Linked DNA regions of Homo sapiens: region 2 is linked to region 1. The links are chromatin contacts, found by Hi-C in ENCODE. All regions are on one chromosome and are shown on one strand. Each heading gives the region's core, a stretch centred on a gene start or an enhancer-like site at or near the end of the contact. The rest is flanking DNA. Distances are from core to core; before and after follow the strand shown. Region 1 holds the start of MMUT (methylmalonyl-CoA mutase). Region 2 holds the start of KIAA1586.

The links. Hi-C counts contacts between places; a loop is a spot of excess contacts on that map. Pooled maps may share reads with other maps.
Region 2: a loop to region 1 is called in a pooled map, with 8 times the contacts of the local background. The contact joins the promoter of KIAA1586 here to the promoter of MMUT in region 1. A Hi-C loop is called at or near these places in 3 of 50 pooled maps.

What each region holds. Positions count from the first base shown.
Region 1 is chr6:49,460,635-49,466,446 of GRCh38, reverse strand. MMUT (methylmalonyl-CoA mutase) reads left to right here and starts at 3,194. Exons shown (of 13, transcript NM_000255.4): 1 at 3,194-3,344. CENPQ (centromere protein Q) reads right to left here and starts at 3,077. Exons shown (of 9, transcript NM_018132.4): 1 at 2,994-3,077. RefSeq lists enhancers at 2,211-3,110, 3,455-3,524, 3,111-4,011.
Region 2 is chr6:57,042,782-57,049,322 of GRCh38, reverse strand. It overlaps KIAA1586, which reads right to left and starts at 2,630. Exons shown (of 4, transcript NM_020931.4): 1 at 2,547-2,630; 2 at 1,927-2,010. The coding sequence starts at 2,567. RefSeq lists enhancers at 1,165-2,042, 2,859-2,948 and a silencer at 3,578-3,872.

The DNA.
Region 1 (5,812 bases), core at 1,945-4,444:
CTTTATTGAGCCTCGCAGACACTGTATTTTGTTGTTGTTGTCTTACAAACTAAAGGTTTGTGGCAAGCCTGCACTGAACAACTATATTGATGCCATTTTTCCAACAGATTGTGCTCACTCTTCACATTTCTGTGTCATATTTTGATAACTCTCACAATATTTCAAACCTTTTCATTATTATATCTGTTATGGTGATTGATGTTACTCTGTAATTGTTTTAGGGCACCATGAACCATGCCAATATCAGACAGAGAACTTAATAGGTAAATGTTGCGTTGTGTTTTGACTGCTCCACCAACTGGCTGTTCCCTGCCTCTCTCCCTCTCCTTAGGCCTCCCTATTCCCTGAGACACAATGATATTGAAATTAGGCCATTTAATAACCCTACAATGGCCTCTAAGTGTTCAAGTGAAAGCAAAAATCACACCTCTCTCACTTTAAATTAAAAGCTAGAAATGTTTAAGCAAGGTGAGGTAGGCATGTCAAAAGCCAAGATAGGCTGGAAACTACACCAGTTAGCCAAGCTGTGAATGCAAAGGAAAAGTTCTTGAAGGAAATTTAAAGTGCTATTCCAGTGAAGACATGAATGATAAGAAAGCAAAAACAGCCTTATTACTGATAGGGAGAAAGTTTGAGTGGTCCGGGATTGAAGATCAAACTAGCCACAACACGCCCTTAAACCAAAGACGAATTCATGGCAAGGTCTTAACTCACTTCAATTCTATGAAAGCTGAGAGAGGTGAGAAAGCTGTAGCAAAAGAGCCTGAAGCTAGCAGAGCTTGGTTCCTGAGGTTTAAGGAAGTAAGCTATCTGCATAACATGAAAGTACAAAGTGAAGCAGCAAGTGCTGATGCAGAAGCTGCAGCAAGTTATCCAGTTCTAGGTAAGATAATTGATGAAGGGGCTACACTAAACAACAGATTTTCAATGAAGACAAAACAGCCTTCTATTGGAAGATGCTATCTAGGACTTTCATATCTAGAAAGAAGTCATTGCCTGGCTTCAAAGCTTCAAAAGACAGGCTGACTCTCTTGTAGGGGCTAATATGGGTGGTGACTTGAAGCCAATGCTCATTGACCATTCTGAAATATCCTAGGGCTCTTATTCTTTTAAATCTACTCTGTCTGTGCTCTGGAAATGGAAGAACAAAGCATGAGTGACAGCACATCTGTTTACAGCACGGTTTACTGAGTATTTTAAGCCCATCTTTGAGACCTACAGCTCACAAAAAGATTCCTTTCAAAATAATACTGCTCAATGACCACGTACTTGGTCACCCAAGAGCTCTGATAGAGATGTACAAGGAGATTAATGCTGTTTTCATGTCTGCTAACACAACATCCATTCTGCAGCCCATGAATCAAAGAATAATTTTGACTTTCAAGTTATATTATTTAAGAAATACATTTTGTAAAGCTATAGCTGCCCTAGACAGTGATTCCTCTGATGGATCTGGGCAAAATAAATTGAAAACTTCTGGAAATGATTCACCATCCCAAATGCTAGTAAGAACATTCATGATTCACGGGAGGAGGTCAAAATATCAACATTAACAGGAGTCTGGAAAAAGTTGATTCCAACCCTCATGGATGACTTTGTAAAGGTCATGACTTTGTTCAAGACTTCAGTGGAGGAAGTGATGAAAGATCTGGTGGCAATAGCAAGAGAAATAGTGGAGCCTGAAGATGTACCTGAATTGCTGCAATCTCATGATAAAACTAGTGGAAAAGAAGTTGCTTCTTATGAATGAGCGAAGTTCTTGAGATGGAATCTACCCCTGGTGAAGATGCTGTGAATATTCTTGAAATATCAACAAAGAATTCAGAATATCACAAAACCTTAGTTGCTAAAGCAATGGTAGGGGTTAAGAGGATTTACTCTAATTTTGAAAGAAGTTCTACAGTGGGTAAAATGCTTTCAAACAGCATCACATGCTACAGAGAAATCTTTAGTGAATGGAAGAGTCAACTGCTGTACAAAATTCATTATTTTGTTATTTTAAGAAACTGCCACAGCAACTCCAATCTTCAGCAACCATCACCCTGATTGGTCAACAGCCATCAACATCAAGCAAGACCCTCCACCAGCAAAAAGATTAGGACTTGCTGAAGGCTGAGATGATTAGTAGCATTTTTTAGCAATAAAATATTTTAAAATTACAGCATGTAATTTTTTTTTACACATAATGCTATTGCACACTTAATAGGTTACAATACAGTGTAAATACAACTGTTATATGCACTGGGAAACCAAAAAAATCGTGTGACAGGCTTTATTGGTCTGGAACCGACCCCGCAATATCTCGGAAGTATGTTTGTACATTATTCATAGAAAAAGTATTATTCTAATAACATTTTGAAATATTTAGCCAAAAAGTAGAAAAATGAAGCATCCAAGGGAAAACAGTAAAACTCGGACGGCAGGAAAGCTCGGAAAAAACACAAAAAACCTGGCGTGTTCAGGGACAGGATAATCCAGCGAGGCTTTTAATGTGTATAGGAGAAGTGAAAAGAAATAAGGCTGGTACAGTAGTTTGCCGCCAGACTATATGCTTTAGGAGAGAGGGAGGCATTCTAGGTTGTCTTGTTTTTCTTACCAGCTTGTTGATACTCATGGGACTCAATTACCTCAATTTAGACCTCTATGTGGGCACAAGAGTGAGTAGGACTCCTGGAGAAACACAGACACTAATGTCCAAGGCTGCACTTGACTTCACTAGTGCCCGCGGGAGAAATTTAGCAATGAGGATGAGCCATGAGGATGATTCGGGAGAAATAGGAAGTATTCATGGCTTTGCTCCCTCCCCCCTAATCAAACATCTCAATCTCAGGATCCTAAGGGCAGATCTTTTAGGACATCGGGCATTTCCCCGTAAGCAATCCCCCCTCGCTATCCTCAAATGCAAACTGCGGAGTCTGCCACAAACGCGTTGGCTTTAAAACTCATCCCTGAACTTTAGATCCACCCAGCCGGTTAAGGATATCACGACTCACCACTGATTCTTCTTGCACCCTTCTGAGAGCCGCGCTTAGAGTAATTCGCGCCCAAACATTCGTAAACAGAGGAGACCCGGAAGTGGGTGGGAAGAAAGCGGAAACGGGCATCTAACCCTACCCCTAAACGTCATCAGGAATGCGCCCATGAGAGCGCTATTAGATTGGCTGGAGGGAGGGCGGTGTCGGCCTACGCCCCCAGAGTCGTCCGGCTGACGCTGGCGGTGGCGCGGTTTGTGTGGGCTTGGTGAGGGCGGGGAGGCCTGGCTGTGTGGATGTCTGACAGGTGAGGCGGGGGACGCAGAAGTGCAGCCGCCCTCTCCCACAGCGGAGTCCAAAACAGGCCTACCAGTGAGTAGGACGTACACCTTTCAGATCGCTCCATTCTTCTGGCTCCTGTCCCTCCTCTACCCCTGTATTTTGAACTTTTGTCCTTTCTCTCCCGCTCTGTCCTTTACTTCTGTCTTCTTTACCTTCCTACTGTGACGGGATCCCACTCTCTGCCTTCTCCTTAGGTTTAGATTTTCACTTCGACCAACCTCTAGTTTTGGGCGAAGTCCCTGGCAATTCGGAGGTACTTCTGGAAAGAAGGTGCTTTTAATACTTTAGGGGCCATGTCGGTATCTTCTTTGGCCACTTAAGCACCCTGAACTGTTCCCGTTGGCAGAGGTCACTTTTTGTATGGTTCCAAAGGGATGCGCCTGCTTCATGGCTGCCTCCCTTCTAGGTTGTGGGTTATGTTATTGTCAGGGTTTTTCTAAGAGTTTTCGGGAATAAAAGTGATTTTCTGTGTGTAAACAGGATTAAGAGTGTAAACAGTGTTAAGAGTGAGAGGTAGAATAGAAAAGACAGGTCTAAATTGACATAAAAGCTTACATTACTAACTCGTTCTCAGTTTTATCTAGAAAGAAGGTGGTCTTAGGGAAGCTCGAAGCCCTGGATAACGTATGTGTGTAAAGTTTTAAACCACTTGATGATTTTCTGCCAATATAATTTTGTGTTTAATGATGTACTTATGCTAATATCAAATATAATTTTCATGCCCTATGTTTCCATCTCCAAACCCAACTAGTTGAACATCAAAGTACCTTCTTGAAGTATTAATGTGCAATCATACGTCAGCAGCCAAAGCTTGAAACTTATTGGTTCAAGAAATCTTTTTCTCACTGATTTGTTTTTGAGGTGTGGGGGTGGGATTAATCATTGCTCTTTAACTCATTTTAGTTGTCAGTAACATATTTGCTTTGCATGTTGCTTCTTTGAATGCTTGAGGCCTCTCTTGATGGTCTTCTGAGAAAATTCAGAGGTCGTATTGCCATCCGCAGTAGTTGTGTTTTTATCTAAAAATGGTGTCTGTTTCCAGCCTCCACCAATTCACATGTGATTTTCAGGAAGTCACTTAAACGGGGCTCTTTCCTATTAGTTGTTCAGATTTAGGAAAGCCCACGTGAAATGAGTGTGATATTTCCTGCCAACAGTTTAGTCTCAGGTGGTTTTCAAATTACCTTTTACAGGATTACTATTGAAACAGTTTAGTTGTTGCTTCATTATTTTTTTCATCCACCTTTTAAGCTAGTAAATGTAGTGGATGGCTTGCAAAAAGATGGATGACAAGGACCCCATGGATTTAAAGAATAAAAATCGTGCTAGTATTAAAAAAATGGAAGGTTTTTTTGTTTTGTTTTGAGACGGGGTCTCTCTCTGTTGCCCAGGTTGGAGTGCAGTGGCACGATCTCTGCTCACTGCAACCTCTGCTTCCCGGGTTGAAGTGATTCTCATGCCTCAGCCTCCTGAGTACCTGGGATTACTGGTGTGCGCCACCATGCCCAGCTAATTTTTGTATTTTTAGTAGAGACTGGGTTTCACCGTGTTGGCCAGGCTGGTCTTGAACCCCTGACCTCAGGTGATCCACCTGCCTCGGCCTCCTGAAGTGCTGGGATTCCAGGCGTGAACCACCATGCCCAGCCTTTTTTGTTATGTTTCCATTTAGACTTTGTTCTATGTACTTTTTACATAGTTGAACCTGTTGCACTTACAATTACGTGTCTTGAGTCTTTTACTTACTACTTTTTGAGTTTGTTTCTCTTTTTTTGGGAAACTATGCATAACACATTTTTAACTTTTTACTTATACATATATTTACAGAAACTGCATAAAACATAACTGTATAATTTGATGAATTTCCACAAACAGAATATATCTATGTAAGTGGCAATCAGATCAAGACCATTACCCCCAAAAGCCCCTCTCTTGCTCCTGTTGTATTCTAGCAACCATTAAGTAACCATTCTTCTGACTTCTGACATCAAAGATTAGTTTTGCCAGCTTTCTAAACATATTTTGATAACTACATGAAATTCTATCATTTGTATATGCTGTAATTCACTTATTCATATGTTATGAGATACTTACGATTTTCCTAAGTTTTCTCTATTACAAATAAAACTATAGGAAACATCTATTTTATATATTACTACAGAAGCTTTCCCAGGAGTAATGTTCCTCAGTGGAATGGCATAAACATTTCTGAAGCATTTCATGTATATTGACAATTTACTTTCCAAAGTAGTTAAAATAGTTAATACTGTCACCAGTGGTTTATGTCTCTTGTTTAACGACCCCATAATAAGTGTTGAGTATTGATTTCATTTAAGCTTTACTAAACTGATAGGTAAGAAGTGGTATGGAAAATAAAATTTGAAACTCCCTTTACTTGTTGCCTTATCCAGTATAAAACACATAGTATAGTGAATATATTAATGTTTGCATCTCAATATCTTTTTAAACAATGGGCTCTATATGTTTACGCTGTATGACTC
Region 2 (6,541 bases), core at 1,381-3,880, 7.6 Mb before region 1:
ACTATAAAAAACACAGAGAAATAAGCATATCCTGGTAGAGCCCAGTATAGGATGGGGTTACAAAGGAAAGTTGTCTCTGAGTGTATTTCAAAGTGGAATTAAGTTATCATTGTCTTTTATGTGGCACCACTGAAATGCAACAGGGATGTTTTACTACATTCTTTCTGGTACTGCAATTACACTGACAGCATGTAATTCACTTCTCCATATAAGAGCTGTCAAACCTTTGATCTTCTATTTTGAACAGGGTTAAATATAAAGGGTTCTATCACGCTGGATATACAAAATATTGTATGAAAAGATGTAGAAGGATCTTTATATTTAAAATAAAATTTAAAGTAAGAGTTTTAAACCTCAGCTAAACACAGCCTATATATTAACTCACAATTTAAAATATAATGATTTATTCCTCAGGATATTACACAAATCTATACCTATTTACTTTTCCAAACTTAATTTTGTACATCCCATCTGTGTTTCTCAACGGCACATGGATCATGAATCAGACGTATGTCACTTCTACATACTTTCTCAATGGCACATGGATCATCAATCAGACGTGTGTCACTTCTACATACAGATGCACAAAAAACTCATCAAGATCATCTGTCCCAATCATTCCTGTTTTTATACCAGTTAAGAGGAAACCAAAATTATTTTTCCTAAAGACCCATGAACTCCTCTTCCCAAATGTTTCTCGTTACAAAAACAGAAACCATTGCTCTTTGATTTCAAGTTACGTTGCTTACTCCATAACAACAGTGAAGGCAGAGTCAGCATACAATCTCCCTTGGTATCATCAATATTTAGAAAGGTTCCAAATGTCAGGAACAAAATATACACACACTATTAATTGGGAAATATGTCCAGAAAGTGACAGGGTAAAGAACTTATACACAAAACACGAAAAACAAACAACGATGTTAACAAAACAATGTTTAGGGAGGAAATTTTAATTTAAAAAACAAGTGACTTACAAAGTCGCCCTAAACCTACAAAAACTAAAAAACACAGAAACATTAGACAGACACTCCATTAAAGAAAAATTCTACAGCCTGAATACCAAACTGCAACTAACTACGGCATTCCAAAAGACGAGTTGGGGACAGAACTGTTTTCTGCCTGGCGAGCTGAGATACCACTTTACGCAAAGCCTTTCTAAAACTCCAACAATTATGGATGAAAATCACCCCAAAATATATCATAAAACACTCCCTTCTGCTTTAGAAACCCATTCTGTCCAAAGTGTGCTCAGAAATCCTTATGTCCCTGCACTTGTCTGAAAATGAAGATTCCTAGGCCCCCGCCTGGAAATTCTGATTCGGTAGGTCTGCAGTGGGGCCCAGGAATCTGCCTGTTTATACTTACTAAGGCTTGAAAACTACTGTCTCAAAGGGAACAAACTCAGAAAAATAGAGCATGTTCCCAGTGATGTAGGATTCTTCATTATGAGCATCAACTGTACTATGCCGTAACATGATGATCTCAGAGGTTAGAGAAATCTTCAAGCTATTTGCCTTCATGTTAGAAGCACCATAACGCTAAGATTCTGGGCTCTCACAACCCTTCCTGTTTTCTACGTCCTTGCTCATCATTAGCAGCTCCTTCCTCCGTGTCGCCTTTAGAAGTTACTCTTGCTCCATTTCAAAACAGCGTTTTAGACACCAGCGTTTTTATCTTAAGTTTAAATGAAAGGCAGGGGGCGAGATTAAGTGTACAGCACGTTCTTTAGGACGTGCTCTTTGTGATGGCTACGGGGGTGGCTCAGATAGCTCTTTTGGTAAATTTCCCAATCCTGCGCCATGCTCCAGTGTCTAGTATGTATTAGACACTCATGAACATTAAATGACCAGGTGAGGTAACATTACATAATGGCCCACCATAGTCTTTTACTCTGGGAAAACCCCAATCATCATTGCTACTTACACTGACAAACTGAATGTCGTCTTCATTTTCATCCGTTGTTGACTCAGATGCCTCAGGGCCAGCTGGAGGGACAGATTCTATTATCTATAAAAACAAGCCAAAACATGCTTATCTGTTCAGCCACATTCGTGTAGGAAGAGAGCGTTTCCGAAAGGAACAATTAAAGACAGAGAGCTCTTGAGGAAAACGAACTGAGCACAATTTCACGGAAACCCGACTAGGAACGGAACTCGAGCTCTGGCTCTTGCCACAGAGTGTGCGGAGCTGCAGGGACCCAACGCTGAAAACGCGTTAGTTACCAGCCTCTCACAATTCCCCTTATCTACTCCAGGAGGAACGCAAGCTCAACACCGAAGGGCAATCCTGCCTTAAAACGTCGCTCCCACTGGCCCAGCCGCGGCCACAACGAACGCCAGGGCCCGTGCGGGGGGCCGGGCGGCCATTGTTGCTGCGGGTTCCTCGCTCAGACACGCACCAGGCCCCAGAGCTGGGCTCGGCCCAAGACACTGAAGAGGTATCGCCCCGAGGCTGCGACGGAGCACCAGGCCTCAGACCGCAGAAAACACAAACCCTTCGCGGTTCGCCTCTGAGAACGCCAGGACCCTCACTCGACTACTCACTTCCGACCCCGGGTCTCCCATGTCTCCGACGGCCGCGCTGACAGCACCACTGCTCCTGCTGTCCCTACTGCCGCAGCCGCCACCACTCCCCTTCCCGCCCTGCACCGCCTCGCGCTACCGGGACCCGCCCCTGCGTGAGCTGGGAGGCCACTGGCGGAAAGAGACGAAAACCGCTTCAAAAGAGGGGCAGCCCTCACTGGTCCGCTATCTCCCCGGAGCCTCTTTCTCTCATTCCCGGGCTTCCTTCCCCGCGCCGCAGAGGATGCTGGGATGGTAGTTCCTACCCGCCGCGCGACCGCGCCGCGCGACTGCCCCGCGCGTGGGTGAAGAATGGAAAAAGACTCTGAGCTACAGCGAAGTCGTCTCCCTTCGGTGTTGCTCTACTATAATAAAATAGCCGAGTTCTTTCTCTCACTTTTTCACAACCAAATATTCGTCTATGTAATAGATCAATGGGAATGAAAAAAAATTGTGTGTGATTTGCTCAGAAATTGCCTTACCAAAATCGTGGCTCACCTTTTTATTTTAACATTTATTCACAAATGATTTTAAACATGAAATTTATGAAAGCAAATTTTAACAGAGAATATTCTTTTAAAGCTTTTATTTGTTTACCTCTATCAGCCTAGGACCACCTGTTATTGACAAGTCTGTAGTCCCAGAAAATCACCTTTATCATTTTGACCCTGATCTACAATGCACAAAATTATACAACAAAGGAGCTATGAGGTATCTGATTAGCCAACTGATCTTCAGCAAAGCAAACAAAAACATAAAGTGGGGAAAGGACACCCTTTTCAACAAATGGTGCTGGGATAATTGGTGACCCACATGTAGAAGAATTAAACTGGATCCTCATCTCTCACCTTATACAAAAATCAACTCAAGATGCATCAAAGACTTAAATCTAAGACCCGAAGTCATAAAAATTGCTCAAGATAACACCGGAAAAATACCTTCTAGACATTGGCTTAGGCAAAGACTTCGCGATGAAGAACCCAAAAGCAAATGCAACAGAAACAAAGATAAATAGACTGAACTTAATTAAACTAAAAAGCTTCTGCACAGCAAAAAAAATAATCAGCAGAGTAAACAGACAACCCACAAAGTGGGAGAAAAGGAGAACATAGGAACAAAGGAAAACATAGACTTACTAGGATTTTAAGGAGTTGGTGAAATTTAAGTGAAGCAGTGTTTTGATAGGTTCAAAACCGTCTAGTGCTGTGTGTAAAGGGTTCAACATCACATACGGACTGCATAGCGAGCCCAGGGTCTTGTTAACTTCAAAACTACAAAGTTAACACACACAGAGTATTGTGCTCAGAAACCCCTTCCTCCGTGTAGCCATGCCCTAAGTGTGTGGATTTATTTCTGGGTACTGTATTCTGTTCCATTTGTCTGTGTGTCTGTTTTTATACCAGTACCATGCTGTTTTGGTTACTATAGCTCTGTAGTAGAATTTGAAGTCATGTAATGTGATTCCTCCAGTTTTGTTCTTTTTGCTCAGGTTAGCTTTTGCTATTATTCTCGGTCTTTTGTGGTTCCACATAAATTTTAGAATTGTTTATTCTGCTTCTGTGAAGAATGTCATTGGTATTTTGATGGGGATTGGATTCAATCTGTAGATTGTTTTGGGTAGTATGGGTAGTATGGACATTTTTTAAAAATAAAAATGTATTTTTTATTTCAATAGGTTTTTAGGAAGCAGGTGGTGTTTGGTTACATGCATAAGTTCTTTAGTGGTGGTTTCTGAGATTTTGGTGCACCCATAACCCAAGCAGTGTATCCTGTACCCGATGTCTTTAATCCCTCACCCCCTCCCACCCTTTCCCGAGTCCCTGAAGTCCTATGTGTCATTCTTATGCCTTTGTGTCCTCATAGCTTAGCTTCCACTTATCAGTGAGAACATACAACATTTGGTTTTCCATTCCTGAGTTACATCACTTAGAATAATAGTCTCCAGTTCCATCCAGATTGCTGTGAATACCAGTATTTGCTCCTTTTTATGGCTGAGTACTATTCCATTGTGTGTGTGTGTGTGTGTGTGTGTGTATGTATGTGTATATACACCATTTTCTTTATCCTCTTGTTGATTGATGGGCATTTAGGCTGGTTCTATATTTTTGCAATTACGAATTATGCTCCTATAAATATGCATGTGCAAGGATCTTTTTTGTATAATGACTTATTTTTCTGTGGTTATTCCTCTTCCTAGTAGTCAGATTGCTGGATCAAATGGTAGATCTACTTTTAGTTCTTTAAGGAATATCCACACTGTTTTCCATAATGGTTGTACTAGTTTACATTTCCACTAACAGTGTAAAAGTGTTCTCTTTTCACCACATCCATGCCAACGTCTATTATTTTTTGATGTTTTGATTATGGCCATTCTTGCAGGAGTAAGGTAGATTTGCAGTGTAGTTTTGATTTACATTTTCCTGATAATTAGCTGTGTTGAGCATTTTTTCCATATGTTTGTTGGCCATTTGCATATCTTCTTTTGAGAGTTGTCTATTCATGTCCTAAGCCCACTTTTTGATGGGGTTGTTTTTTTTTTTCTTGCTGATTTGTTTGAGTTCTTTGTAGATTCTGGATATTAGTCCTTTGTCAGATGTATAGATTGTGAAGATTTTCTCCCAGTCTGTGGGTTGTCTGTTAACTCTGCTGATTTTTTCTTTTGCTGTGCAGAAGCTTTTTAGTTTAATTAAGTCCTGTCTATCTTTGTTTCTGTTGCATTTGCTTTTGGGTTCTTGGTCATGAAATCTTTGCCTAAGCCAATGTCTAGGTTTTTTCCGGTGTTATCTTGTACAATTTTTATGGTTTCAGGTCTTAGATTTAAGTCTTCGATGCATCTTGAGTTGATTTTTGTATAAGGTGAGAGATGAGGATCCAGTTTAATTCTTCTACATGTGGGTCACCAATTATCCCAGCATCATTTGTTGAAAAGGGTGTCCTTTCCCCACTTTATGTTTTTGTTTGCTTTGCTGAAGATCAGTTGGCTACAAGTATTTGGCTTTATTTCTGGGTTTCTATTCTGTTCTGTTGGTCTATGTGCCTATTTTTATACCAGCACTACGCTGTTTTGATGACTATGGCTTTGTATATAGTTTGAAGTTGGGTAATGTGATGCCTCTAGATTTCTTGTTTGTGCTTAGTCTTGCTTTGGCTATATGGGCTCTTCTTTGGTTCCCTATGAATTTTAGGATTGTTTTTCCTAGTTCTGTGAAAAACGATGGTAGTATTTTGATGGGAATTGCATTGAGTTTGTAGATTGCTTTTGGCAGTATGATCATTTTCACAATATTGATTCTATCCATGAGCATGGGATGTGTTTCCATTTGTTTGTGTCATCTATAATTTCTTTCAGCAGTGTTTCGTAGTTTTCCTTGTAGAGGTCCTTCACCTCCTTGGTTAGGTGTATTCTTAAGTACCTTATTTTATTTATTTATTTAATTTTTATAGGTATTGTAAAAGAGGTTGATTTCTTGATTTGATTCTCAGCTTGGTCGCTGTTGGTGTATAGCAGAGCTACTGATTTGTGGACATTAATTTTGTATCCTGAAACTTTACTGAATTCATTTACCAGTTCCAGGAGCTTTTTGGATGGGTCTTTAGGGTTTTCTAGGTATATGATCATATCATCAGCAAAAGCAACAGTTTGACTTCCTCTTTACCAGTTTGGATGCCCTTTATTTCTTTCTCTTGTCTGATTGCTCTGACTAGGACTTCCAGTACTATGTTGAACAGAAGTGGTGAAAGTGGGCATCCTTGTTTCATTCCAGTTCTCGGGGGGAATGCTTTCAACTTTTCCCTGTTCAGTATAATGTTGGCTATGAGTTTGTCATAGATGGCTTTTATTACTTTAAGCTATGTCTCTTAAACATAGAGTTGATTTTAAGTGCCTTGAGGTAATCTTCTTTGGGTTAAATCTGCTTGATGTTATATAATCTTCTTGTACTTGGATAATAGTATGTTTCCCTAGTTTTGGAAAGTTC